2 separate regions of the Homo sapiens genome follow, and region 1 is linked to region 2. Evidence: chromatin loops called from intact Hi-C (ENCODE). Cell type or tissue: GM12878. All regions are shown on one strand. Links, peaks and the distances in the headings refer to the core of each region. The heading gives the core; the rest is flanking DNA. Region 1 overlaps PLEKHA5 (pleckstrin homology domain containing A5). Region 2 overlaps AEBP2 (AE binding protein 2).

Evidence for each region. Hi-C counts contacts between places; a loop is a spot of excess contacts. Peaks named below come from ENCODE experiments on the same cell type or tissue, not always from the same donor. Only the 100,000 strongest peaks of a DNase experiment are listed, where the experiment ranks them.
Region 1: a loop joins it to region 2, with 2.0 times the contacts of the local background. A loop is called at or near these places in 2 of 110 quality-filtered maps.

What each region holds. Positions count from the first base shown.
Region 1 is chr12:19,373,527-19,389,077 of GRCh38, reverse strand. PLEKHA5 (pleckstrin homology domain containing A5) reads right to left here. Exons shown (of 32, transcript NM_001256470.2): 32 at 12,678-13,547. Among named protein-coding and RNA genes, the nearest start is that of AEBP2, 58 kb to the left of the region's middle. RefSeq lists enhancers at 6,688-6,737, 6,768-7,017. In GM12878, for the core only: no CTCF peak of the experiment used is centred there; a DNase peak (open chromatin) is centred at 6,877; H3K27ac peaks cover 1,045 bases.
Region 2 is chr12:19,475,147-19,490,697 of GRCh38, reverse strand. The region is part of intron 3 of AEBP2 (AE binding protein 2); the gene reads right to left. Among named protein-coding and RNA genes, the nearest start is that of AEBP2, 43 kb to the right of the region's middle. RefSeq lists an enhancer at 7,334-7,835 and a silencer at 7,549-7,843. In GM12878, for the core only: no CTCF peak of the experiment used is centred there; a DNase peak (open chromatin) is centred at 7,867; H3K27ac peaks cover 1,777 bases.

The DNA of each region.
Region 1 (15,551 bases), core at 4,797-9,796, 100 kb after region 2:
GCACAGGTAAGATTGATTCAATCATTGACCATTGCTGATCAACTTAACCTTCAGGTTTTCTCCCTTCCCCATAGGTCTAGGGGTGGGGCTGAGAGGTCCAACCCTTTAGTCATCTAGTTAGTTCCCCTGACAACGAATCCCCAACCAGAGCCTATCTAGGAGCCTCAGCTACGAGTCTTCTCATTAGCAGACAAAATACACTCTTTGGCTAAAAGTGGTTGCTCACGCCTGTAATCCAGCACTGTGGGAGGCTGAGGCGGGAAGATTGCTTGAGCCCAGGAGTTTGACACCAACCTGGGTAACATCACAAGACCTCGTCCCTATAAAACAAACAAACAAAATAAAACCACACAAAGAAGAAGGAGGAGGAGGAGGAGAAGAAAGAAGAAGAAGAAGAAGAAGAAGAAGAAGAAGAAGAAGAAGAAGAAGAAGAAGAAGAAAAGAAGAAAAAAAAAGAAGAGAAAAGAGAAAGAAGTAAAAAAAATAAACAACAACAACAACAAAACACCAAAAGAAACAAGAACCTAACCAGGTGAGGCAGCATTCACCTATGGTCCCAGCTACTCAGGAGGCTGAGGTTGGAGGATTGCTTGGACCCAGGAAGTCAGGAAGTCAAGGCTGTAGTCAGCTGTGATTGCTCTACTGCACTCCAGCCTGGGTGATGGAGCAAGATCCTGTCTCAAAAAACACTCATCACTATGGAGATTCCAAGAATTTTAGGAGCAGGAAACCAGATGAAGACCTAATATATATTTCACAACAGCACAGAGACACAAAAGGAGACAGCTGAGAATGCCTCTTTGGCTTCCCGTTCTGCACAGGTGGCAATGCCTGAGTTGGAGCAATCACTGCTGATAGAACAGGGAGAGAGGGGCTTGGCTTCTTCATAGCACCCTGGAGTCTCCAGCAAGCCCTGCACTCCCTCCCCACGTTGGACTTCTTATGGCATGAGATAAGTAGGCCCTGTATTTATTTATTTACTTACTTATTTTATTTTATTTTATTTTATTTTTTTTTTTGAGGCAGAGTCTCGCTCTGTCACCCAGGCTGGAGTGCAGTGGTGCAATCTTGACTCACTGCAACCTCCCGAGTAGCTGGGACTACAGGCGTGTGCCACCAAGCCTGGCTAATTTTTGTATTTTTTGATAGAGACGGGGTTTCGCCATATTGCCTAGGCTGGTCTTGAACTCCTGACCTCAGGTGATCTGCCCGCCTTGGCCTCCCAAAGTGCTGGGATTACTACAGGTGTGAGCCACCGCACCTGCCAGGCCAGAGATAAGTAGACCCTGTATTTAAACCACATCTAAAACAAACTGCGAAATGCCTCTGGGTACTCACCAGGTGATTTCTTGGAGATATATTCCCAGAAGTAGAATTGCTGGGTCAAAGAGGATACATTTGTAAGGCTTTGGAAAGGTTTTATCAATTACACTCCCACCATTCCCATGTGAGTACATCGCTTTCCCTACATCCTGCTAACTCTGTGCATTATCACTCTTCTTAGTCTTTTCCAATCTGATGGGTAAAAAAGGATAACTCATCATTTTAATTTGCATATCTTTGATTACCACAGATACTGAGCATCTGTTCATATGTTTATCCAATGCTTGTATTTCTTCTTTTGTAAGCTTCAAGTTAGGGAATTTGACTAGAAGCAGCTGCTTCCCTCATCTTTGCTTGTGGACAGTTTTCGGGGATATGGCTAGAAGCCAACCGGTTTGAAATGTTAGCAACTCCATTATGTCCCTGCTATTTTCCAGAGGGTATTACAGGCATTAACTCTGTCTCAGGCCTGCTCTTTGGCCTGCTTTTAGATGCTGCACAACCCCCAAAACACTTGGCAAAAATCTAGATGAGAAAAAAAAACTGGGGTCCCTTCAGCATCTGCTACTTAAGGCATATATGCTGAACAAGTTTTTGGACAGCTTTGGTTGCTACTTCAAATACAGTGTGACGAATCTTTCATTTTCTTATGTTGGGTAGACCCAGATAGCCTAATAAGGCAAAGAACAGTAATTTCTTATAAGCAACACAAATGCCTCCACATAAATCACACATTTCAAGTAATATGATAATTTGGATAGATAACATGGATTTTTTTCGTGGGCGCCACTCCATTTTGACATGGAATAACAAGTCAAGTCTTCATCGATTTTTTTTGAGACGGAGTCTCGCTCTGTCGCCCAGGCTGGAGTGCAGTGGCACGATCTCCGCTCACTGCAAGCTCCGCCTCCTGGGTTGACGCCATTCCCCTGCCTCAGCCTCCCGAGTAGCTGGGACTACAGGTGCCCGCCACCACTCCCAGCTAATTTTTTGTATTTTTAGTAGAGACGGGGTTTCACCGTGTTAGCCAGGATGGTCTCGATCTCCTGACCTCGTGATCCGCCCGCCTCGGCCTCCCAAAGTGCTGGGATCACAGGCGTGAGCCACTGCGCCCGGCCGATCCATTTTTAACGCATGTTTTTGTAATCACCCAGGGCTAATAAAAATAAGTTTTGACTGGTTATAAGGGCTAGATTCTAAGTCCGTTACACCTGGGGACAGAGGCAGGGCCAAAAGTATGTGCTGAAGCTGACACAGAAAAAAGAGAACAGAGAGTCTAGGGAGACTCTGGCTGTCTAGACCTTTGCATGTATGGTCTCTGCCTTTCCAAATCATTTTCCGTGAGTGATTCTCAGCCTGCAGGGCCCAAGGGGAACCTACAGGCTCAGGCTAGCATTCTTAGACACTGGGGCTTTCACTTCAAGAAGCAGATTACCGGCCGGGCGCGGTGGCTCACGCCTGTAATCCCAGCACTTTGGGAGGCCGAGGCGGGCGGATCACAAGGTCAGGAGATCGAGACCATCCTGGCTAACGTGCTGAAACGCCGTCTCTACTAAAAATACAAAAAATTAGCCGGGCGTGGTGGCGGGCGCCTGCAGTCCCAGCTACTCGGGAGGCTGAGGCAGGAGAATGGTGTGAACCCGGGAGGCGGAGCTTGCAGTGAGCGGAGATCCCGCCACTGTACTCCAGCCTGGGCGACAGAGCGAGACTCCGTCTCAAAAAAAAAAAGAAGCAGACTACCGCCGGGCGTGGTGACTCACGCCTGTAATTCCAGCACTTTGGGAGGCCGAGGCGGGCAGATCACCTGAGGTCAGAAATTTGAGACCAGCCTGGCCAACGTGGTGAAACCCCACCTCTACTAAAAATACAAAAATAAGCCGGGCATGGTGTGGGGCTCCTGTAATCCTAGCTACTCGGGAGGCTGAGGTAGGACAATTGCTTGAAACCGGGAGGCAGAGGTTGCAGTGAGCCGAGATCATGCCGTTGCGCTTCAGCCTGGGCGACAAGAGCAAAACTCCGTCACACACACACACACACACACACACACACACACACACGCAGACTACCGCTGATTTGGAAGCGGCAACAGCGATTGGCATCTTACTTGGGAAGATGGGCTAATATTTTTGTTTTTGTCTTTGTTTTTTGAGACAGGGTCTCACTTTGTCACCCAGGCTGGAGTGCAGTGATGCAATTATGGCTCACTGCAGCATTGACCTCCCAGGCCCAAGCAATCCTCCTACCTCAGCCTCCCAAGTAAGTGGGACCACAGGCACTTACTTGGCTAGGTTGTTTTTTTAATTATTTATGTTGTAGAGACAGAGTCTCTGTATGTTGCCCAGGCTGGGATGAGCTGATATCTTCTATTTGCACCTCCAGATCTCACATTTTTCAGCAGTGCCCTGTCACAGGAGGCCAAGCTGTATGGACTATATGGGTGGTTCCCAAACTTTTGGGGTCTCAGGATTCTCACATGCTTAACAACTATTGAGGATCCTAGATAGCTTGTTTGTGTAGGTTACATCTATGTGTATTCACTGCAGTGGAAGTGAAAACTGAGAAATGTTTAAAATATTTACTCATTCATCTAAAATAACAATAAACCTGCTATAACTTAATACAAATAACATAGTTTTTAATAAATAAAAACCTCTATGTTCCAAAACAAAACTGAGAAGACAGACACTGTTTTTCACTTTTATAACTTTTTTTTTTTTTCCTTTTTCTGGAGAACGGGGTCTCGCTATATTGCCCAGGCAGGTCTCGAACTCCTGGGCTCAAGCTATCCTCCCGCCTCTTAGCCTCCCTGAGAGCTGGGATTACAGGTGTGAGCCACCACACCCGGCTATAACTTTCTTTAATATCTGGGTTAATAGAAGACAGATATTCATGTCTGCTTCTGCATTCAATCTGCTGAGATATCACAGGCCATGCAGCCTTTTGGAAACTCCACTGTTCACTATTGAGAGAATGAGTAAAAAAGGCAAATAACATCTTACCATTACTATGAAAACAGTTGTGACTTCATGGGATTTCCTGAAAAGGTCTTGGAGATCCCCAGGAGTTCCTGGCAACACCCAGCAGAACTCCTGTGACCTTTGAATCCTGTTGGGTTCAGCCAGTGGGAGCCCCATTAAGAAATTGTGACAAGGGGCCGGCACAAATGCCAGCACTTTGGGAGGCCGAGGCGGGTGGATCATGAGGTCAGGAGATCGAGACCATCCTGGCTAACACGGTGAAACCCCCTCTCTACTAAAAATACAAAAAATTAGCCAGGCATGGTGGCGGGTGCCTGTAGTCCCAGCTGCTTGGGAGGCTGAGGCAGGAGAATGGCGTGAACCTGGGAGGTGGAGGTTGCAGTGAGCTGAGACTGCGCCAGTGCACTCCAGCCTGGGTGACAGAGCGAGACTCTGTCTCAAAAAAAAAAAAAAAAAAAAAAGAAATTGTGTCAAGGAAGCATGCCATCAAAGTATTTATTCTCTTGGCTCGATCCTTGTAGAGATTGCTCACACCGAGGCTGGCTGTGTCTCTTGAAAGGAGCGTAAGGGCTTCTCTCAAATGATTGTTTCCTATGGATTCCAGTTACTCCTCCCCTCTTCCCTTTGGGCCTAGGAGTGAAAACAGCTCTTGGATTATCAATCTTCAGTCCTTCTATACTCTGTGCATACCTTTGTAAATAAACACTCCTGAATTTATCCCCACAAATAAAACAAAAATCCAATAAACACAGAGGCTTACTATATGCCAGTTCTCAAAGTGACTAGACCTCAAAGTGATGTTGGACTATCAGCATTAGTATTACCTGGGAATTTATTAGAAAGCAAATTCTTGGATCTCCCTCCAGACTGACTGAATAAGTTATTTTAGGGACGAGGCCCAGCAATAGCAAAGTTTTAAAAGGCCCTTCTGGTGAGTCTGATGCATTCTAAATTGTGACCAGTTTTGTTTGTCTTTTGAGACGGAGTTTTGCTCTTGTTGCCCAGGCTGGAGTGCAATGGCGCGATCTCGGCTCACCACAACCTCCGCCTCCCGGGTTCAAGCAATTCTCCTGCCTCAGACTCCCAAGTAGCTGGGAATACAGGTGCCCACCACCATGCCCAACTAATTTTGTATTTTTAGTAGAAATGGGGTTTTGCCATGTTGGTCAGGCTGGTCTCGAACTCCTGACCTCAGGTGATCTGCCCGCCTCAGCCTCCCAAAGTGCTGCGATTACAGGCGTGAGCCACGGCTCCTGGCATGTGACTCAGTTTTAAAATGCTGATTAACAGCTGGGCGCGGTGGCTCCTGCCTGTAATCCCAGCACTTTGGGAGGCCAAGGCAGGTGGATCACGAGGTCAGGAGATCCGAGACCATCCTGGCTAACATGGTGAAACCCCGTCACTACTAAAAATACAAAAAAATTAGCCGGGCGTGGTGGCGGGCGCCTATAGTCCCAGCTACTTGGGAGGCTGAGGCAGGAGAATGGCGTGAACCCGGGAGGTGGAGCTTGCAGTGAGCTGAGATTGTGCCACTGCAGTCCAGCCTGGGTGACAGAGCAAGACTCCGTCTCTAAATAAATAAATAAATAAATGAATAAAAATTAAATGCTGATTAACTAAGATGATTAACAACAGTGCTCTGGTAAACTTAGAAACAGTTACAGTTAGATGAGGTTAGCCTTAGTGAATAACAGCTAATGGTAGCAAGTATTTATATGCTGCTAGGCACTATTCTACACCTGATGTGTTAACATATTTAGTCTTTACAACCATATAGTGTAATAACTCTTAGTAGGCTGTTATGGTTTGAGTATCAGTCCACTCCAAAACTCATGTCGAAATTTAATTCTCAATGTGGCAGGGGCCTTTGAGAGAGATGACTGCATCTCGAGGCCAGGGATTCATTTATTCGTGGGTTGATGAATGAATGGGTTATCACTGGAGAACTGTCAGCTTTGTACGTGGAAGACAGGCCTGAGCTAGCTTGTCAGCATGGTGACACGCTCTGCCTCTCATTGTGTGTGATGCCCTGAGCCTCCCTGGGACTCTGTAGCATACCCACCAGCAACAAAGCCCTCGCCAGACACGGCCTCTTGACCTTGGACTTCTCAGTCTCCAGAACTGTAAAAAATATATTCCTTTTCTTTATAAGATACCATTTTAGGTGTTCTGTTATAAGCAACAGAAAACAAACTAAGACACGGACCAATTTCGTGGAAAAACTTAGGTTTAGGAAGGATGAATACCTTGGCCTGAGAACACACAGTAAAAGTGGCAGAGCTCAGTTCCAACTCAGGTAGCCTAGCACCAGCCTCTGTGCTCCTCCCCAATATACAATGAGGCCCCATAGCAGCAACAGGGTGTTCTGGAGGAACTCAGGCTTCCTGGCAACAGAGTTGGTGGAGGGTCCCTCCTGCCAAGCTAGAATAATCGCCTATACTGTTTCCTACACCAGAAGAATGAAGGTGAAGCTCCTTCTAGGGAAGGGCTGGAATGAGTGAGCTTTCACTCAAAGAGATTGGGTAGGCTTTTCTGAATCTAGTTAATAGAGGACTCGAGGGACTTTCCAGTAAGCTGGTGAGTCACTGAGCGCCGGGACATAGCTGGGGGTTCTATCTCCTGTTCTTAAATGTGTTGTCTCAGGCTTGAATTACATAAACTAGTCCTGCCATATTTTCTCCATGCCTTTCACCCAGCCTTTTACTTTGTTTTCGGTTGACTTTTCACTGTAAATAATTTTAAAACTAAATAAAACATTTAAAATTTCTGCTTTTAAAATACCAATCATACACTTTAAACATTTATTTTCAACCTATCCATGAAGCATTTGATCCATTTTTCAGAAACAGTTCTGGGAAAACTCCTCCCAAATTACTTTAGCATAACAAAAAAATCATTTGTTCCTGCATTAAGTGAATCAGTTTATTCCTTACACATTCATACAGTTGCTCAAAAGTGAGTCTCTCTGCCATATGCTAAATCTATATAAAACTGTTTTGGGCCAGGCACAGTGGCTCATGCCTGTAATCCCAGCACTTTGGGAGGCTGAGGTGAGAAGCTGCTTGAGCTCAGGAGTTTGAGACCTGCCTGGGCAACATGGTGAAACCCATCTCTACAAGAAGTACGAAAATTAGCTGTGGTGACGTGTGCCTGTAGTCCCGGCTACTCGGAAGGCTGAGGTAAGAGGATCGCTTGGGCCTGGGAGTCAAAGGTTGCAGTGAGCCAATATGGTGCCACTGCACTCCAGACTGGGTGACAGAACAAAACCGTCTCAAAAAACAAAACAAAACAAAACCTTGTTGTGGGTAAAGTGAGAAGTATGCACAAATCAATAAACTTACAAATATTTTAGAGGCCAAATAGTCTGGGACAGCTTTCTTCAAATCAGTACACAGAAACATCTCAAGGGTTTGTGAGCGAGAAGAATTTTCATAATTTTCTTGAACTCAGTCTCTAGTTACCTTCTCTCTGATTTCCTGCCCCAAGGCTCCAGAGGTCCTGTGATGAGTTTTTTTTTTTTTTTTTTTTTGAGACGGAGCTGAAGTGCAATGGCATTATCTCGGCTCACCGCAACCTCCACCTCCCAGGTTCAAGTGATTCTCCTGCCTCAGCCTCCCGAGTAGCTGGGATTACAGGCATGTGCCACCACGCCCGGCTAATTTTGTATTTTCAGTAGAGGTGGGGTTTTACCATGTTAGTCAGGCTGGTCTCGAACTCCTGACATCAGGTGATCCACCTGCCTCAGCCTCCTAAAGTGCTGGGATTACCAGCATGAGCCACCTGGTCCGGCCCCACATGAGCTCTTCTTTACACATGAAAACCTTCCTTCTCTGAATCATACTTACCTCAGGGTGTAAAATCCTCCAGGGTGGTGAGAAGTGAATGGGGTCCGGCCTCACATGAGTTCTTCTTTACACATGAAAAACTTACTTCTCTGAAACATACTTACCTCAGGGTGTAAAATCCTCCAGGGTGGTGAGAAGTGAATGACTGTAATGTCCAAGGAACAAGATTTCACAGAAATGGATGGATGGAATTAGAAATAACTAAAGTCATTAAATTTAACATATCATAATTTATTGCGACAAAGTATAAGAGAAATAAAGTAAAAATAAAAGTTCAAGAAGAAAAAGGAATGATGTAAAACCCCTATTAAAAAAGGTATAGGGCTGGGTATGGTGGCTCATGCCTGTAATCCCAGCACTTTGGGAGGCTGAGGTGGGCAGATCACCTGAGGTCAGGAGTTCAAGACCAGCCTGGACAACACAGTGAAAGCCCATTTCTACTAACAATACAAAAAAATTAGCCAGGAGTGGTGGCGGGTGCCTGTACTCTCAGCTACTCAGGAGGCTGAGGCGGGAGAATCACTTAAACCCAGGAGGCAGAGGTTGCAGTGAGTTGAGACTGCACCATTGCACTCCAGCCTGGGCAACAACAGTGAAACTCTGTCTCAAAATAAAATAAAATAAAATAAAGACTGATGTAACAATTTATTTAAAAAGTCAGTATTGGGCCAGGCACGGTGGCTGATGCCTGTAATTTCAGCACTTTGGGAGGCCGAGGCAAGCGGATCACTTGAGGTCAGGAGTTCGAGAACAGCCTGGCCGACACGATGAAACCCCATCTCTACTGAAAATACAAAAATTAGCTGGGCACGGTGGGCAGGCACCTGTAATACCAGCTACTCAGGAGGCTGAGACAGGGGAGTCGCTTGAACCCTGGAGGCAGAGGTTGCAGTAAGCTGGGATTTTGCCATTGCACTCCAGCCTGGGGGACAGAGCAAAACTTCATCTCAGAAAAAAAACAAAAAAACAGGCAGTACTGACAGTATGTCAGAACTTGCATCCTTTTCTTCTGTTTTTTTTTTTTTTTTGAGGCTGAGTTTTGCTGTATTGCCCAGGCTGGAGTGCAGTGATATGATCCTGGTTCACTGCAACCTCCGCCTCCCGGGTTCAAGCAATTCTCCTGCTGCAGCCTCCTGAGTAGCTAGGATTACAGGCACCCCCAACCATGCCTGCCTAAATTTTGCAGTTTTAGTACAGACGAGGTTTCATCATGTTGGCCAGGCTGGTCTCGAACTCCTGACCTCAAGTGATCCGCCCACCTTGGCCTCTCAAAGTGCTAGGATTACAGGCGTGAGCCACCGCACTTGGCCCTTTTCTTCTATTTGAATTTATGAAAAGTTGTAGATGTCAACTTGAAAATGTACAAGGAGGTACAGAGTTGGTTTTTGTTTTTTGGTTTTTTTAGAGAGGGTCTTGCTCTGTCACCCAGGCTGGAGTACAGCAGTGCAATCACACCTCACTGCAGCCTTCATCTCCCAGGCTCAAGTGATCCTCCTGCTTTGGTCTCCTGAGTAGCTAGGACTACAGGCATGCACCACTGTACCCAGCTAATTTTTTTATTTTATTTTTGTAGAGATGGGTTCTCACTATGTCAGCCAGGCTGGTCTTGAACTCCTGGCCTCAAGTGATCCTCCCATCCCAGCCTCCCAAAGTGCTGGGATTACAGATGTGAGACACTGTACCCAGCTGAGTTTTTAAAAACAATTTTGAGGGTATGCCAGCAAAAAAATGTTATGTTTCATTTTTGATCACCATAGCAGTATGACTGTCATCTTTCTATAAACTGGGGGTAGGTAGGTATGAGGGACTTGTAAAGCCATCAACCCAACAGGACACTGAGCACTAAGACAGCCATCAACTCACCAGGAGAGTGAGCACTAAGAACTTCAGAGCAAGCTTCTAAGCCTCTGGGAAGCAGCTCCCTCATGCTGATTTCCCCACCTGAAGTAAAGGCCATGCCAACCTGTCTGCCTTCCTTACCATTAGTCTCCACACTTCCAGGACTGTGTGTGCACCACTCCAGTAAGGGGGAGTTAGATAAGGCAAACTCTGGGTAAGATGGAAGGTACTGATCTAATTAAAAATTTTGAAGAACTAGTATTCCTTTTTGTTATGGCATGTAATAAGCATCTGTGCTGACTTACTGTTTTTGTGTTTTTTTTGAGACAGAGTTTCGTTATGTCGCCCAAGCTAGAGTGCAGTGATGCGATCTTGTCTCACCACAACCTCGGGTTCAAGCGATTCTCCTGCCTCAGCCTCCCAAGTAGCTGGGATTACAGGCACGCGCCACCATGCCTGGCTACTTTTTGTATTTTTAGTAGAGAGAGGATTTCACCATGTTGGCCAGGCTGGTCTCGAATTCCCGACTTCAGGTGATCCACCTGCCTCAGACTCCCAGAATGCTGGGATTACAGGCATGAGCCACCATGCCTGATGGACTTACTGTTTGTGAATAAATGATTTTCATCTGGCTTTCTGAAATGTTGACAAGAATCACAACTAGTTCATGCTGCTTTCTCCATATTTCCTAGGCTTCTAGGGATCCCAGTAAGTAACATTTTTCCTTCTTGGAATAGTTAAAAAATGTTGTGCTTAATAAAACCAAAGAGACACACACACACATATACTCCCTTCCCACAAAAACCCAAACAAGGCTGGGCACGGTAGCTCATGCCTGTAATCCTAGCACTTTGGGAAGCCAAGGTGGGTGGATCACAAGGTCAGGAATTTGAGACCAGCCTGGCTAACATGGTGAAACCCCGTTTCTATTTAAAAATACAAAAATTAGGCCAGGCTCGGTGTAATCGCAGCACTTTGAGAGGCTGTGGTGGGCGGATCATGAGGTCAAGAGATCGAGACCATCCTAGTCAACACGGTGAAACCCCATCTCTACTAAAAATACAAAAATCAGCTGGGTGCGGTGGCTCACACCTGTAATCCCAGCACTTTGGGAGGCCAAGGTGGGTGGATCATGAGGTCAGGAGATTGAGACCATCCTGGCTAACATGGTGAAACCCCGTCTCTACTAAAGAATACAAAAAATTAGCCGGGCATGGTGGCGGGCGCCTGTAGTCCAAGCTACTCAGGAGGCTGAGGCAGGAGAATGGCGTGAACCTGGGAGGTGGAGCTTGCAGTGAGCGGAGATCGTGCCACTGCACTCCAGCCTGGGCGACAGAGCAAGACTCCATCTCAAAAAAACAAAACAAAGAAATACAAAAATCAGCTGGGCGTGGTGGCGGGCTCCTGTAATCCCAGCTACTCGGGAGGCTGAGGCAGGAGAATCCCTTGAACCCAAGAGGCGGAGGTTGCAGTGAGCCTTGATCAGGCCTCTGCACTCCAGCCTGGCAACAGAGCGAGACTCCATCTCAAAAAATCCCCCCAAAACCCCCCAAAATGAGCCTGTAATCCCAGCTACTCAGGAGGCTGAGGCAGGAGAATCGCTTGAACCCAGGAGGCAGAGGTTGCAGTGAGCCGAGATCACACCACTATACTGCAGACTGCGTGACAGAGCAAGACTCCATCTCAAAAAAAAAATAAATAAATAAATAAATAAAAATAAAAAAACCCCAAACAAAACCCGAATAATAGCAATTGTTCCCCAACACACTGACAAAGGATCTGAAACAATCATTGTATCATGACTAAAGGGAAATAATAATTTGGTGACTATTTCTTTTGAGAAGACTTTTGTGTGACACCTTTAGAGAAAGGTAGTATGTGTAAACATATTACACATATGTACATGGACACAGAGAGGTGTCCATTTTAACTTCTGTTTTCTTTCACCTCCCAATATACATTGTATCTATTTTCATTTCATTGTGTTTGCAGAAGAATTTTTATACATTTGCATTTTGAATTAAATCAAAATCCTCTTTAACATAGGATGGGGAGGAAAAAAAGACTGACTAGTGCCAATTTAGTTTCAGCCATTTTATGCAGGAATCCAAAAGCATCAAATTTCCGTGTTTTCTGGGAACAATATATAGCATGAACAAAAGGTTACAGAGGGAAGAAAATGTAATTGATTCTGAAGAGCGTGAACATCTGCAAAGAATGTATTGTAAGAGAAAATGATCTCTGAGGGTCCTACTTACGATGAAACGGTTTCTAGCTACCCATGTCAGACAAACAGCTGCCTTACACACCTCTCTCAAAGTCCAATCCCTAAACAGAGCAGGACTACTGATGCTTGAAGTTACTTTCTGAAACATGGAAGCAAATAGAAACGTGGTAAAAGACTTCACAAAACTAAACTCCTCTAGTGGTAATGAGCTAATGTAATGTACTTAGAGAAAAAGTCAGAAAAAACTATAGTCTGGTCAAAATTCTGTCATTAAATTGTGGCCAACTCAATTGATCTCTTTGAGCCTCAAGGTCCTCAACTTTGACATGGGAGGGTTGGACCGACAAGGATCTTTTAAGATGTTGTCTAGGATTATAAAATTAACAGAGTACCTTTTCTTCTAGAGGTCTCTTGAGTCTTAAGACTTTCAATTTTGGATGGAAAGAACAAAAATTCTAACACTGATTTAAGAACATCAACATTTATTTAACATGATAAAAAAAGAAATGAGATATGAACATTTGCATTTAAACAATAGTAAGTAGCCTTTAATACATTACATGTGCTCATTGTATAATATATACACAATGAACATAATTACATTTGTACACAAACTAAGTACCGGATTTGGAAACCTGCTTATTGCTGTACACATGTATTCCAATGAAATATAAGCCCAGTACTTCAAAATACCTACACTTTGTTTTTTTTTTTTTTAAGAAAAGATAAGCAGTAACATTTGTGTTTAAGCTGACAGGAGTGTGGCAGTAACTGCTGACATTGCAATCTGACCGAGAAAGAATTATAGCAGAAAACAGGACATACTTCACTTAGCAATAAAATGGCACATTTTAAATACATATATATAAAATTTTTACAAATCAAGTGTGAAACAAAAGCACTGCAGTAGCTAAAATGGGAAGAAAAAAAAGAAAACAAGCTTCAATGGAAATAATAACTAACTTTAGAAAATGAAAAGCAAAAAAATATATATATAAATTCACCTAGACTTAAGAAACATCGAAATCTGGAAATCAGCAACTAAGTAAGCTCTGGAAATAGACTGCACATTAAAAAGCACCTTTACTTATGTGCTCTGAAATCATAGCAGCAAGCTGGTGTCAGAATAATAACCTTGAGATTACGAAGTGTACATATGGGCCATTAAAGCTGTTTTGGAATAAACATTTTCCAGAAGTGATAAAATGATGCTCTGTGACCAAAAGCATCAGAACTATGAATTTCATAGATTTAAAATATACTGTACAATATCTTCTTACACTGCTGAAGGTCCATGTCTTTAGCTTTGAATGGTTTCAACAGAAGTCAGTATAGCTGAAAAATAAGAGAGAGGAAATTACTTTGACACCTGCAACGTTAATTAATTACCATTTCCCAAAGTAACTAAGGGTGACATTCTGTAACAACAGAACTGACAAGCATGGCCATGAAAATCCTAAAATACAATACATCAAAGGATATTTTTCTTCATTTCCATAGCTTAATTCACAAAGCAAAGAAACATAATGCAATTTTTTTTTTTTGAGACAGGGTATCACTATCGCCTAGGCTGGGGTGCAGTGGTATGATCCCGGCTCTCTGCAACCTCTGCGTCCTGGGTTCAAGCGATTCTCCTGCCTCAGTCTCCCAACTAGCTGGGATTACAGGCACATATCACCATGCCTGGCTAATTTTTGTATTTTTAGTAGAGACGGGGTTTCACCATGTTGGCCAGGCTGGTCTCGAACCCCTGGCCTCAACTGATCTGACTGCCTTGGCCTCCCAAAGTGCTAGGATTACAGGCATGAGCCACTATACCCGGCCCCACAAGGAAACATAATGTAATGCAATTCTTCTTCCTTCCTCCTCCTCCTCCTTCTCTTCATTATTATTATTATTATCATCATTTTGGAGACGGAGTCTTGCTCTGTTGCCCAGGGTGGAGTGCAGTGGCACGATCTCAGTTCACTGCAACCTCTGCCTCCTGGGTTCCAACAATTCTCCTGCCTCAGCCTCCTGAGTAGCTGGGACTACAGGTGCACATCACCACATCCAGCTAATTTTTTGTATTTTAGTAGAGACGGGGTTTCACCGTGTTGCCCAGGCTGGTCTCAAACTCCTGAACTCAGGCAATCCGCCCGCCTCGGCCTCCCAAAGTGCTAGGATTCCAGGTGTGAGCCACTGCACCTGGCCTTCTTATTATTTTTGAGACTGAGTCTCGCTCTGTCGCCCAGGCTGGAGTGCAGTGGCGCAATCTTGGCTCACTGCAACCTCCACCTCCCGGGTTCAAGTGATTTTCCTGCCTCAGCCTCTAGAGTAGCTGAGACTACAGGTGCATGCCACCACGCCCAGCTAATTTTTGTATTTTCAGTAGAGACGGAGTTTCAACCATGTTGGCCACAATGGTCTCGATCTCCTGACCTTGTGTTCCGCCCGCCTCGGCCTCACAAAGTGTTGGGATTACAGCCGTGAGCCACTGTGCCCGGCCAACATAATGTGATTATAAATAGCAATACAGAATAAAAAATGTACCGCTGGCAACGGCAACCCCCTTTGGGTCCCCTCCCATTTTAGGGGAGCTCTGTTTTCACTCTATTAAATCTTGCAACTGCAAAAAAAAAAAAAAAGTACCAAACGTAGCTGAATCCAAAAGATCAACAAAATGAGCAAACATTTGCATAACTCCACTAAAATACGTAATAATTATTGAGCTGCCTACATCGTAGTGTCATTTGTAAAGGTTTCCTAAATCCTGCCAAAACCACTAGTTCAGAAAGATGGCATATGCATAATAGGAAGATATGAAATAATACAAGTTTTCATGCCTTTAGTTATTTGTGGTAGTTGCATACCATGAGACTAGAAAATATCCGACAATAATCATACCTCATTACAGTATGCCACTGCTCTTGGAATAAGAAGAAAACAAAATAAAATCCTATAACAATTTAAGGAACCTGGAAATATACTTGAGTTTTAACTCTGAATATCCTTTATTATTGGAAGGATATGTGTACAGTCATAATCTGTTTATTGAATCAAAATATTATGTGAATGGCTCTTAATGTATACATTTTTCTACTAAGAGGTCATCAAGTCTTTACATAGATGAAATCAAATGAGTCCAATGTTTATTTTTCCTATGTTTTGTGTTATTACGTCACCAGTAGCAACAGTCACCATTTTTTTTTTTTTTTGAGACAGAGTTTCGTTCTTGTTGCCCAGGCTGGAGTGCAATGGCACGACCTCGGCTCACTGCAACCACTGCCTCTGGGTTCAAGCGATTCTCCTGCCTCAGCCTCCCAAGTAGCTGGGATTACAGGCATGTGCCACCACGCC
Region 2 (15,551 bases), core at 5,637-10,636:
AGCCAGGAGTTTGAGACCAGCCTGGCCAACACAGTGAAACCCTGTCTCTAATAAAAATACAAAAATTAGCCAGGGAGGTTGCAGTGAGCTGAGATCATGCCACTGCACTCCAGCCTGGGCAGAAGTGAGACTCTGTCTCAAAAAGAAAAAAAAATTAGCCGGGCATGGTGGCACAAGCCTGTAACCCAGCCACTCAGGAAGCTGAGGCACAAGAATCACTTCAGCCTGGGATGCAGAGCAGTGAGCCAAGATCATGCCACTGCACTCCAGCCTGGGCAACAGAGTGACACTCAGTCACGATAAAAAACCTGATACTCAAAATTGCTTGATACTTGAATTGAGAGTGTTTAATTACCCTAATGGGTTAGTTTTGTACCATTCAATACGTACATCTATTAGATATAGGTAACTTCTAAGCATTTGAAACTTGGCTAGTCTGAATTGAGAAATGTTGTAAGTCTTAAGAGTCATTTTGTCCCAGCATCCTTCCAGACAGCAAAGAATAGGCCCTAGTAGCATCTAGAACTCAGAGAGTAATGTTACCATCAAGAGTTTATTTTAGTCCAAGTGCACGCACAATTCCAACATTCTGGGAGGCCAAGGTGGGAAAATCACTTGAGCCCAGGAGTTTGAGACTAGCCTGGGCAAAAAAGGGAGACTCCATCTCTAACCTCCCCCATGCAAAAAAAAAAAAAAAAAAAAAAAAAGTTTATTTTAATTATCAATGATTCAGTCTCTAGAAATGAAACCAGTAATGAGAATTCTAACAGAAAATTGTTTTATCTTTGATTTTGGTCATTTATCAATCAAAAATCATTAAAAAAAAACAGAAGTAAAATTTAGAACTAAAGAGTGCTTACATTAAAGAAAAATATAATAGAATCACACATATTTCACTTAAATACAAACTCTTCTCTGCTAAAGGAAAAAATAATTTTAGGCATCAACTAATCAACATCCTACACAGAATATGAGGCAGAGACAAATCTGCTGTTGCTTCAAATAGTCTAGTACCATCCTCTTTACATGAGCATTTCATGTTGCTGAGTATGGTTTTAGTTTTCAAATATGTTTTATATTTTCACTCATAAATATATCATCACTGAACTCAAGCCACTACACATGGTGTTCTGATGAAAAAGAAACCGATTTCAATGATGAGGGGAAAGCTGGTTGTTGAACACTGATATGGTTTGGCTCTGTGTCCCCATCCAAATCTCATCTTGAATTATAATCCCCATGTACTGGGTGAGAAACCTCCCAAGTGACTGGATCATGGCGGGGGCGGTTTCCCCGATGCTGTTCTTGTCATAGTGTGGGAGTTCTCACAAGATCTGATGGTTTTTAAAAATGGCAGGTTCCCCTGCACTCTCTCTGCCACCACCTTGTGAAGAAGAGATACTGCTTCCCCTTCACCTTCCACCATGACTGTAGTTTTCCTGAGGTTTCCCCAGCCATGCAGAACTGTGAGTCAATTAAACCTCTTTTGTTTATAAATTACTAAGTCTCAGGTAGTATCTTTATAGCAGTGTGAAAAACGGACTAATACAAACATTGACTGTTTTAAATGTGGTCTCCCACTGAAATACCCTATATATTAATGTATGTTGGCCAGGCATGGTGGCTCACGCCTGTAATCCCAGCACTCTGGCAGGCCGAGGCAGGTGGATCACCTGAGGTCAGGAGTTTGAGACCAGCCTGGCCAACTTGGTGAAACCACGCCTCTACTAAAAATACTAAAATTAGCCGGGCGTGGTAGCAGATGCCTGTAATCCCAGCTACTTGGAGGATGAAGCAGGAGAATAGCTTGAACCTGGGAGGCGGAGGTTGTGGTGAGCCAAGATCGCACCATTGCTCTGGGTGACAGAGCAAGAGTCCATCTCAAATAACAAAAAAAAAATATGCTGGTGGCCAAGTAGCTTTTCTAAAATTTGAAACACAGAATTACTGAACTGGTTTTTTCTTTTTCCGAACAAATTTATTTGGACGAAGCAATACTAAGACTGTCTTTGTAAGTGCTAAGATCATCTTATTCATATTCCCAGAAGTCCTTCTGAAGATCAACAAGGGGCTATCAGAACACAAATCAGAAAGCACCAGTCTTACAAATAATGAGGAGGCGATCTAAAGGAAGAAAAATTCCAAAAAGAAATGTTGATTTCTTGGTTTCGACAAATACACCAGAGTAACATAATTAACAACCCCGGATTCTTTCTGCCTCTGAAATTCAGAATCTGCCACTGACCATGACCACAAACAATATTTAATATGGATAGGAGCGATGACTCACGCCTGTAATTCCAACACTTTGGGAGGCCGAGGTGAGCGGATCGATTAAGCCCAGGAGCTCGAGACCAGCCTAGCCAACATGGCAAAACCCTGTCTCTACAAAAAAAAAAAAAAAAAATACAAAAATTAGCCAGGCATGTGCCTGTGGTCCCAGCTACTTTGGAGGCTGAGGTGGGAGGACCACCTGAGCCCAGGAGCCAGAGGTTGCAGTGAGCTGAGACTATACCACTGCACTCTAGCCTGGGCAACAGAACAAAACTACGCCTCAAAAAAAAAAAAAAATTTAATCTGTTCTTGCCTCAGTTCCTTATGTAAAAAATGAGGGCAACAACAGTAATTAACTCAAAGAATTATTGTAAGAATTAATTTAGTCAAAATATGTAATATAATAATATACATATGCAATGTGCAAGGCTCTGCAATGCATCAATCGAGTCTTTGCTATAATTCTTTCTGACCCTTACTTCATCTTGCGCACCACAAAACAAACATGAGATCTCAACTTTTTTCACCAATTGCATTAATATTTAACTTCTAGATAATCAAAGCTCACTAATCAGAAATATTTGTTTTTAAATATTTTCAAATTGCTACAATAATCGCTTACATATATGAAACTACATGCTCTTCCCTAAACAGTTCACTTTTTTAAATGCTCCCTTTTTTCACTCTTTTTTTTTCTTTATGTTTTTTAAGGTGGGGTCTCGCTCTCTCACCCAGACGAGTGCAGTGGCGTGACCTCGGTTCACTGCAACCTCTGCCTCCCAGCTTCAAGGGATTCTCCTGCCTCAGCCTCCCAAGTACCTGAGATTACAGGTGCATGCCACCACACTTGGCTAATTTTTGTATTTTTAGAAAAGACAGGGTTTCACCATGTTGGTCAGACTGGTCTCGAACTCCTGACCTCAAATGATCCACCCGCCTTGGCCTCCCAAAGTGCTGGGATTACAGGTGTGAACCACTGCACCTGGCCCCTTTTTTCTCTTTCAAAAGCATACGTACTTTCTGTAACCAGACAGTGGTAATAATTTTACAAAACTGTGAATATACTAAATAATCACTGAACTACAGTAACCTTAAAAATGTTGAATTTTATGTATATAAATTATGTACTTAAAAAAAAATACCTGAAATGATCCCCCTTTTCACCATAACACAATAGACTCCATTAGAAACAGGGAGAAGGATAACCGAAGACTAGGAGAAGGTTATTTATAATACATATATCTAACACAAGACATATTCAAAATTTCTGAAGAATTTCTATTAACTCAATAATAAAAGACAAACCACCCAATGAACACAATTGGCAAAGACTTGAATAGGCACTTCACCCAAAATAGAATATTCAGATACCCATAGCACAAAATGTGGTCAACATCATTGCAAATTGCTGAAACAAAAATTAAAGCGACAGTGAGATACCACTACTCATCCACTAGAATGGCCAAAATTAAAAGGATCGGTAGATGCCTGTAATCCCAGCACCTTGGAAGGCCGAGGCGGGTAGATCGTTGGAGGCCAGGAGGTGGGGGTTACATTTGAGATCGCACCACTGCACTCCAGCCTGGGTTACAGAAACTTTATCTCAAAAAAAAAAGAAAAGAAAAGAAAGGACTGGTAGTATTAAGATATCATATAGTTAAGAGGAATGAATATGTGTGTGTAATTAGAGGACATGTAAAGGAATGTCCATGGGGCAACTTGGTTAATAGTAGCCAAAGATGGTCGAGCATGGTGCCTCATGCCCGTAATGCCAGCATTTTGGGAGGTCACAGGGGGAGGATCGCTTGGGCCTGCGAGTTCGAAACCAGCCTGGGCAACGTGGCAAAACCCTCTCTCTACAAAAAATTAGCTGGACGTGGTAGCACAGGCCTGAATCCCAGCTACTTGGGAGACTGTAGTATGAGTAACACCTGAGCCAGGGAGATTGAGGCTGCAGTGCGTAGAGATCAGGCCACTGTACTCCAACATTGGTGACAGAGTGAGACCCCGTCTCAAAAAACAAAACAAAAAAAAATAGCAGCCAATGATTGGAAACAATCCAAATGCCCAAAAGGAAGTGAATGGATTTATCTGTACAGTGGAATACTACAGAGCAATGTTTTTAAATGACTGCTTGATACAATTCGTACAAATCTCGCTGATATTTTGTTGAGTGAACAAAAAGCCAGATACAAGAGTTCACACAACTAAGAGTTCATACAAGAGTTCATAAAGTAAGTATGAAAGAAATTAGAATATAGTCTGGGCAGATGGGTGGAGGGCAGGAGAAGAGATAGACCAGAAAAGGACATTAGAAATCTTGTCTTACTGAAATATTCTCTATCAGGATGGTAGTTACAAATGTGCATACGAACATAAGAAACAAATCATTAAACTGTTAAACAAGTGTGCATTAGACACAACTATACATTATATCAGACCTTCAAACAAAATGAAAAAAAAAAAAAAAAAAAAGCAGAGGCTCACCTCAAACATCACCTTATCACTTCCTCTCTCTATAGTCACCTGCCACTCATCTTCTACTATCCTTTCCCAGCCCCTGTTATAATTTAATTGATCCCTAACCCAGAGAATCTCATAGGTCACTATTGAAGAACTTACATTTCATTATTTAAGTTTCTTTAGATCTGTATAAACCCAGAGACTACAAGTTCCCTGAGTATAGAGGCCTGCTTTTCTTTTTTTTTTTTTTTTGAGACAGGGTCTCTCTCTCTCTCTCTGTCACCCAGGCTGGAGTGCAGTCTCAGCTCACTGCAGCCCCAAACACCCAGACTCAAGTGATCCTTCCACCTCACCTTCCTGAGTAGGTGGGTCTACAGGTACATGCCAACACGCCCGGCTAATTTTTGTATTTTTTTTGTACAGACAGGGTTTCGTCATGTTGCCCAGGCTGGTCTCAAACTCCTGGGCTTAAGCAATCTGCTTGTGTCAGCCTCCCAAAGTGCTGGGATTACAGCATGAGCCAGGACACCCGGCCTACTCTGTTTTTCTCATTACCTCGTTTCCATATTGCCCAGCATAGTGCCAGGTACTTCAGACATCAATGTTTTGTTGATTTAAATAATTCCTATGATTCATGTATGGAACAATACCTCACTAAATCATATACCTTAACTTTTTTTCTTTCAAAGACAATTTCTTTCCCCTCTCCAATAGGAAACGTCTACAGTTTCTAGAAGAGGATTTGGAAAAAACAAAAAACACAAAACATTTGTATAGGCTTTGAAATTAACCTGCATATACATCATCATCAACCAGCAGAAAGGCTGCCTTAAAATATACTTACACACACATACACACATGGAAATACAATGAAGATGTAAATGATTTAAATGATTCTTTTACTTTAATAAATAATCTCTTATATTTAGTGTGCACACACTGAACAAGAACTTCATGATGTAATTAGTACTACCAACTACACATTAGACAGGAAGTTAAAAAAGCAGTTCGCAGTCACATTTCCAGCAAATGTCACGGCCAAGATCTGCAGTATGACTACAGGAAACACTGGGGTGTTAAAGTAATAGGACCTGTGCCCCAGAAAATTAATTAGACCATTGATTTACTTATTCATTCATTTATTCATTTACTACCTCCTTCATTTTTTTCTTCAGAGACCACTTACTTAAAAAAAAAATTAAGAAAAAAAATCTGAACGGTTAGACATATGAAAAGATGTTCAACCTAACCCATAATGAAAGAAATACTAATTAAAACTATTAAGATGGGCCAGGCGCGGTGGCTCACACCTGTAATCCCAGCACTTTGTGAGGCCAAGGCGGGCGGATCACGAGGTCAAGAGATCGAGACCATCCTGGCCAACATGGTGAAACCCCGTTTCTACTAAAAATACAAAAATTAGCTGGGCGTGGTGGTGGGTACCTGTAGTCCCAGCTACTCGGGAGGCTGAGGCAGGAGAATCACTTGAACATGGGAAGCGGAGGTTGCAGTGAACCGAGATCACACCACTGCACTCCAGCCTGGCAACAGAGCACAGCAAGACTCCGTCTCAAAAAAATAAACTATTAAGATGTAACTTCTCTGAGACCAAGGGGAGGCGGATCACCAGAAGTCCAAGACCAGCCTGGCCAATGTAGTGAAACCCCATCTCTACTAAAAATACCAAAAAAAAAAAAAAAAAAAAAAAAATTGGCTGGGCGTTGTGGTGCCTGCCTGTAATCCCAGCTACTCCAGAGGCTGAAGCATGAGAATCAATTGAACTGAGGAGGTGGATGTTGCAGTGAGCCCACATCATGCCACTGCACTCCATCTAGCCTGGGCGACAGAGCCAAACTCTGTATCCCAACAAAAAACAAACAAACAAACAAAAAGATGTAATGTCTCACCTATGAGATTAGCAAAAATCCAAAAGTTTGACAATCCTCTCTCAGCAAAGCCTTGGAGACACTCCAACATTAGGCAGACACTCTAACATTACTGATGACGGCACTAGCTCTAGGGAACGACAATTTGGCAAGTTATCAAAATTAGCAATGTTTACATTAACCTTTGATCCACCCACTCACATCATTTTAGGGGATTTTTCCTACATACATAATTATACATGTACAAAATGATACATATTCAGGATTCATCACTATAGCACTATTTGTAACAATAAGACAAGAAGCAACCCAAGTGTATCTACAAAGTTTGGTTAAACCGCTAATATTACACAATGGAAAGCGATGAAGCTGAAAAAATGAGACTATTCACTATGAACTGATATGAAAAGATCCCAGCATAAAGTATATTCAAAAAGCAAGGTACAATCGGGAGGAGGAAGATGGAGATAGGAGAAAGGGCTAACATGCAGCTCCCACTTTGGCAGAGAGAACACCATGTGGAGACTCGCACCGTGAACTTTTGCTTCAAGAACCACCCCAGGAATATACCAGGCAAACCGAAAAAATTCACAGATCCTTTCAAAGAAGCGGTACACTGCTGCAAATTCCGTGAGACAGGTAAAAAACTGTGAGTTCCCAAAGTGTAAGAGAGAGAAAACCTGCCTCCACACACACAACCCCACTGGGGAATCTGAAAATCCAGATCATGGGAGACGAGACGGATTTAACCTTACCTAGGGCTGAAACAGATTTAAGGGAACGTGCAAAATATAAAAGTAGAAGCAGCAGTGGGAAATGCCTTGTAAGCATTCCCAGCCTCTAGCTAGAGCCCAGGGAAGCCATCCCCGACTATATCTCACAAGGGTACTAGCAGAAGACAGCCAGTAGAATTAGGGAAGGGTAACAGGGCAAAAGAAGCTTCTAAATGAGATAGTAACAATTTCAGCTGGACATGGATTTTCTTGAGCAGAAAAGGGAGGTGGCGAGGGAACAGGAACTGCTGCAGATACCAGCGCAGAGCTGCTGACAGAGTAGGCAGACGGGGAGGGGCGAGGTCTGAAGGCCTTGCTTTCTCAGCAGGGAAGCCTGGGGCAAGGTCTGAGCAGTACACCAAGGGAGTGAGAGTGGCTTCACCCACTGCATGGGAGCTGAATGAGGTCTCTCGCAACCAGGACTCTCACAACCCCCCACTTCCCTGGTGAACTATATGACACAGCAGAGGCAGCCAAAATCCCCTATGGAACATAACCCCACTGGCCTGAAAACCAACGCCCTATCTCCCACAGTGGCTGTGGCAAGCCCCGCCTAATGAAAGTGAGTCTGAGCCCAGTTCCGCCTAACCCTGCTCCCACCTGATGGTATTTCTCTACCTGCCCCTTTAGCAGAACAGGAAACATAGCCCCACCCATCTCGCCAGAAGCCAAAATACTTGCCCAGGCCAACTTAGGGCAAGCAATCTCCCTACTTAACTACTACTGCAACTGGTGCACTCTTCAAAGTGTCACCTCCTGGTTGGAGGCCAACCAATTCAGGCCATTAGAGCAACTCATGACAGAATAACCCAGATCCCAGGAAGCGGAAAACAACAGCTAATTCCACTGCCTGCGACATCCTGGCCAACCAGAGGTCCTGAGTGTGTCCACATTACAAGTTCATTGCTAGCATAACCAGTATTCAAGAAAGCAAGTACACTCAACATATCTACAACCGAACACCACCAAAGAGTCCACTTCACTCCCCTGCCACCTCCAGCAGAGCAGGTGCTGGTATCCACAGCTCGGAGACCTGAAGATGAATCACATCACAGGACTCCTTGTAGGCATTCCCCAGCACCATCCCAGAGCCTAGTAGCCCTGCTGCTGGATGGCTACACTCAGAAGAGCAATAACAATCACTGCAGTCCAGCTCTCAGGAAGCCCCATCCCTAGAGGAAGTGGGAGACAGCAGGCCCTGAGATCCAGTCTTTTCCACCGAAATAGTCTAAACAAATGAGAAGGAACCAGAAAAGTAATTCTGGTAATATGACAAAACAGGGTTCTATAACCCCAGTAATGTATCCAAACCAAGAATAAATTTCTGAATTTCCAGATAAAGAATTCAGAAGGTTGATTATTAAGATACTCAAGGAGATATCAGAGAAAGGTGAAAACCAAATTAAAGACAACAATACAGGATACGGATGAAAAATTCTCCAGAGAAAAAATATCATAAAGAAACAGCAATCACAACTTCTAGAAATAAAAGTCACACTTAGAGAAACAGAAAATGCACTGGAGGCTGGGCACCGTGGCTCATGCCTGTAATCCCAGCACTGTGGGAGGCTGAGGCAGGCAGATCAAATGAGTTCAGGAGTTCAAGGCCAGCCTTGCCACCACGGTGAAACCCCGTCTCTACTAAAAATACAAAATTTAGCCAGGCATGTTGGCAAGTGCCTGTAATCCCAGCTACTCGGGAGGATGAGGCATGAGAATCACTTGAACCCAGGAGGTGAAGGTGGGAGGTTGCAATAAACCAAGACTGTACCACTGCGCTCCAGCCTGGGTGACAGAACAAGACTCTGCCTCACAAAAAAAAAAAGAAAAGAAAAGAAACAACAATCACAACTTCTAGAAATAAAAGGCACACTTAAGAGAAACAGAAAACGCACTGAAGGCCAGGCACAGTGGCTCATGCCTGTAATCCCAGCACTCTGGGAGGCAGAGGCGGGTGGATCACCTGAGGTCAGCAGTTCAAGACGAGCCTGGCCAACATGATGAAACCCTGCCTCTACTAAAAAAATACAAAACTTAGCTGGGTGTGGTGGTGGGCACCTGTAATCCCAGTTACTCGGGAGGATGAGGCAAGAGAATCACTTGAACCTGGAAGGCGGAGGTTGAAGTGAGTGGAGATAGCATCACTACACTCCAGCCTGGGCAACAGAGTGAGACTCGGTCTCAAAAAAAAAAAAAAAAAAAAAAAAAAGGATGCACTGCAAAGTTTCAATAACAGTAGAAGAAAGAATTTCAGAGCTCAAAGACAAGGCTTTCGAAATAACCCAATCAGACAAAGACAAAGAAAAGACACTTAAAAAAAAATTAACAAAGTCTCCACGAAATGTGGGATTACATCAAACAACCAAACCTAAGAATAACTGGTGTTTCTGAGAAAGAAGAGAAATCTACAAGTTTGGAAAACTTACTCGAGGTGAATAACTGAGGAAAACTTCCCTGGCCTTGCTAAAGAGGTAGACACCCAAATACAAGAAGCTCAAAGAACAACTGAGAAATTCCTCCCAAAAATATTATCACCTAGGCACACAGTCATCAGGTTATCTAAAGTCAAGATGCAGGAAAGAATATTACGAGTTGTGGGACAAAAGCATCAGATAACCTATAAAGAAAAACCTATCAGATTAACAGCAGACTTCTCAGCAGAAACCTTACAAGCCAGAAGAGACTGGGGTACCACCTTCTGCTGCCTGAAACAATAATTATCAGCCAAGAATATTGTATCCAGCAAAACTAAGCTTCATAAATGAAGGAGAGATCAAGTCTTTTTCAGACAAAGGCTAAGAGAATTTGTCACTACCAAGCCAGCACTACAAGAAATGCTAAAAGAAGTTCTAAATCTTGAAATAAAACCTCGAAACACACCAAAATAGAACCTCCTTGGCAGGGCGCAGTGGCCCATGCCTGTAATCCCAGCACTCTGGGAGGCCGAGGTGGGCAGATCACCTGAGGTCAGGAATTCAAGACCAGCCTGGCCAACATGGAGAAACCCTGTCTCTAGTAAAAAATACAAAAATTAGCCAGGCGTGGTGGTGGGCACCTATAATCCCAGCTACTTGGGAGGGTGAGGCAGGCAGAATTGCTTGAACCCAAGAGGCTGAGGTTGCAGTGAGCCAAGATTGTGCCACTGCACTCCAGCCTGGGCAACAGAGTGAGACTCCATGACAAAAACAAGACAAAAAGAATCTCCTTAAAGCATAAATCTCATAGGACCTATAAAACAATAACACAATGAAGAAAAAAAAACAGCTATTAAGGCAACAACAAGCATGATGAATACAACAGTACTTCATATCTCAATACTAACACCGAATGTAAATGGCCTAAATGCTACATTTAAAAGGTATGGAATGGGAAAATGGATAAAATTCCACCAACCAAGTATCTGCTGTCTTCAAGAGACTCACCTAACACATAAGGACTCAAATAAACTTAAGGTAAAGGGGTGGAAAAAGATACTCCATGCAAATAGAAACCAAAAGCAAGCAGGCATAGCTATTATTATATCAAATATAACAGACTTTAAAGCAACAATAGTAAAAAAAAAAAAAAAAAAAAAAAAAAAAAAACCCACAAAGAGGTGACATTAAATAATAATAAAAGAATTAGTCCAACAGGAAAATAACAATCCTAAATATATATGCACCCAACTGGAGCTCCCAAATTTATAAAATAATTACTAAACCTAAGAAATAGGATAGACAGCAACACAATAAACACAGTAAAATAATAATAATCCTAGCAACATAATTATGTAATAATAATTGTATCCTGACTTCAGATAACCTGATGACTGTGTGCCTAGGTGATGATCTTTTTGTGATGAATTTCTCAGCTGTTCTTTGAGCTTCTTGTATTTGGATATCTACATCTCTAGCAAGGCCAGGGAAGTTTTCCTCAGTTATTCCCCTCAAGTAAGTTTTCCAAATAATAGTGGGGGACTTCAATACTCCACTGACAGCATTAGACAGGTCATCAAGACCGAAAGTCAACAAAGAAATAATGGATTTAAACTACACCCTGTAACAAATTAACTTAACAAGTATTTACAGAACATTCTACCAAAAACTGCAGAATATACTTTTTTTTGAGGCCCGTCACCCTGGTTAAAGTGCAGTGGCACAATCTTGGCTCATGGCAATCTCTGCCTCCCAGGCTCAGGCAATCCTCCCACTTCAGCCTCCCGCATAGCTAGGACTACAAGTGTGCACCACCATGTTCAACTAATTCTTTTATTTTTTGTTGAGACAAGGTTTTGCCATGTTGCCCAGGCTGGTCTCAAACTCCTGAGCTAAAGCAATCCACCTGCTTCGGCCTCCCAAAGTGCGAGACCTACCATGCCTGGCCAGGATATACATTATTTTCATCAGGACATGGATAGACCAAGATAGACCATATGATAGGTCACAAAACAAGTCTCTATAAATTTTTTAAAAAATCTAAATTATATCAAGTATCCTATCAGACCACAGTGGAATGAAACTGGAAATTAACTCCAAAAGGAACCCTCAAAACTACACAAACACATGGAAATTAAATAATCTGCTCCTGAATGATCCTTGAGTCAACAATGAAATCAAGGTGGAAATTAAAAAATTATTTGAACAATAATAGTGTCACAACTTATCAAAACCAGTGGGCAACAGCAAAAGCGGTGCTAAGAGGAAAAGTTCATAGCATTAAATGCCTACATCAAATGCCAGGCAAGGTGGTTGACGTCTATAATTCCAGCACTTTAGGAGGCCTAGGCAGGTGGATCACCTGAGGTCAGGAGTTTGAGACCAGCCTGGGCAACATGGTGAAACCCTGTAAAAATACAAAACTTAGCTGGGTGTGGTGGCCCACACCTGTAATCTCAGCTTACTTGGGAGGCTGAGACAGGAGACTCACTTGAACCCAGGAAGCAGAGGTTGCAGTGAGCTGAGATCATGCCACTGCACTCCAGCCTGGGCGACAGAGTGAGACTCTGTCTCAAAAAAAAAGAAAAGTCTGAAAGGTCACAAATAGGCAATCTAAGGTCATACCTCAAGGAACTAGAGAAACAAGAAAGAACAAACAAAACCCAAACCCAGTAGAAGAAAAGAAATAACAAAGACCAGAGTGGTGCTAAATGAAACCAAAAGAACAACAACAATACAAAAGGTAAATGAACAAGCTGGTTCTTTGAAAAGACAAAAGTGACAGACCATTAGTGAAACTAACCAAGAAAAGAAGAACGATATCTAAATAAGCCCAATTAGAAACAAAACAAAAGATATTACAACCAATACCACAGAAATACAAAAGATCATTCAAGGCTACTATGAACACCTTTACATGCACGAAGTAGAAAATGTAGAGGAGAGGATAAACTCTGGGAAATACACGACCCTTCTGGGACCAGTTGGATTCACAGCTGAACTCTATCAGACATTCAAAGAAAAACTGGTGCCAATCTTAATGTAACTATTCCAAAAGACAGAGAAAGAGGGAATCCTCCCTAAGTCATTCTATGAAGCCAGTATCACCCTAATACCAAAATCAGGAAAGGACATAACAAAAAAATAAATCTACAGACCAATATCCCTGATAACAGATGCAAACATCCTCAACAAAATACTAGCTAACCGAATCCAACAGCCTATCAAAAAGATAATCCACCATGATCAAGTGGGTTTCATACCATGGATGCAGAGATGGTTTAACATACACAAGTCAGTAAATGTGATGTATCACATAAAAAGAACTGAAAATCATGTGATCTCAATAGATGCAGAAAAAGCATATAACAAAAAAATCCAGCATCCCTTTATGATTAAAACCCTCAACAAAACTGGCACAGAAGTAACATACCTTAACGTAATAAACAAACCCACAGCCCATATTCTACTGAACGGGGAAAAGTTGAAAGCATTCCCCGTGACAACTGGAAGAAGACAAGGATGGTCCACCCTCACCACTTCCATTCAACATAAGTACTAGAAGTCCTAGCCAGAGCAATCAGAGAAAAGAAATAAAGGACATCCGAATAGGTAAGAGGAAATAAAACTGTCGCTGTTTGCTGACGATATGATCATATACCTAGGAAACCCTAAAGACTCATCCAAAAAGCTTGTAATCTGATAAATTCAGTAAACTTTCAGGATACAAAAATCAACGTAAATTAATAACACTGCTCTACACCAACAATGACGAAGTTGAGAAACAACTAAAGAACTTAACCCCTATTACAAAAGCTACAAAAAAATAAAATACTTAGGAATATACCTAACCAAGGAGGTGAAAGACCTCTACAAGGAAAACTACAAAACACTGCTGAAAGAAATCATCGACAACACCAACAAATGAAAACACATCCCATGCTCATGGATGGGTAGAATTAATATTGTGAATATGACAATACTGCCAAAAGCAATCTACAGATTCAACGCAATTCCCATCAAAGTACCATCATCAATCTTCACAGAACTAGAAACACACTATCCTAAAATTCATATGGAACCGAAAGAGAGCCCAGATAGCCAAAGCAAGACTAAGCAAAAAGAGCAAATCTGGAGGTATCACATTATCTGACTTTTTATACTGCAAGGCTATGCTTACCAAAACAGCATGGTCCTGGAATAAAACAGACACATAGACCAATGTAATAGAGATCCCAGAAATAAAGCCAAATATTGGTGACTCACGCCTGTAATCCCAGCATTTTGGGAGGCTAAGGCGGGCGGATCACTTGAGGTCAGGAGTTCGAGACCAGCCTGACCAACAGGGTGAAGCTCTGTCTCTACTAAAAATTTAAAAATTAGCCAGACATAGTGGCAGCCACCTGTAATCCCAGCTACTCGGGAGTCTGAGGCGGGAGAATTGCTTGAACTCGGGAGGCAGAGGTTGCAGTAAGTCAAGATCACACCACTGCAGTCCAGCCTGGGTGACAGAGCGAGACTCAGTCTCAAAAAAATAAAAACTAAAAACCATAAAGTGGGGAAAGGACACCCTTTGCAACAAATGCTGCTGGGATAACTGCCAAGCCACATGTAGAAGAATGAAACTGGATCCTCATTTCTCACCTTATACAAAAATCAACTCAAGATGGAGCAAAGACTTAAATCTAAGACCTTAAACCATAAAAATTCTGGAAGATAACATTGGAAAAACTCTTCCAGACATTGGCTTAGGCAAAGAGTTTATGACCAAGAACCCTAAAGCAAATGCAATAAGAACAACAACAAACAGATGAAACCTAATTAAACTAAAAAGCTTCTGCACATAAAAAGAAATAATCAGCAGATTATCAGCTTCTGCACATAAAAGAAATAATCAGCAGAATAAACAGACAACCCACAGAATGGGAGAAAATATTTGCAAACTATGCATCCAACAAAGGACTAATGTTCAAAATTGACAAGGCACTCAAAGAAATCAACAAGAAAAAAATAATAATAATCCCATCGAAAAGTGGGCAAATTACATGAATAAGCATTTCTCAAAAGAAGATATACAACACAATACCACCTTATTCCTACAATAATGGCCATAATTTAAAAGGCAAAAAACAACAGATGTTGGCATGGATGTGGTGAAAAGGGAACACTTTTACACTGCTGGTGAGAATATAATACAACCACTATAGAAAACCGTACAGAGATTTCTTAAAGAACTAAAAGTAGAACTACCATTTGATCCTGCAATCCCACTACTGGGATTGTCACTATATGAATGACACTGGGAAAAAGTCATTATATGAATGACTACTGGGAAAAGTCATTATATGAAAAAGACACTTGCACACACAAGTGTGCCCTTCAATCAATAAGTGGATAAAGAAAATGCAGTATATATATATATACACACACATACACACATACATACATACATACCATGGAATACTACTCAAGCCATAAGAAGGAACAAAATATGGCTTTCACAGAAACCTGGATGGAGTTGGAGACCATTATTCTAAGTGAAGTAATTCAGGAAAGGAAAATCAAATATCGTTTTGTTCTCACTTATAATTAGGAGCTAAGCTATGAGCAGGCATAAGAATGATATAATAGACTTTGGGGACTAGGAGGGAAGGGTGGGGGTGGTTAGGTATAAAAGACTACACAGTGGGTACAGTGTACAGTGTACACAGCTCAGGTGACAGGTGCACCAAAATCTCAGA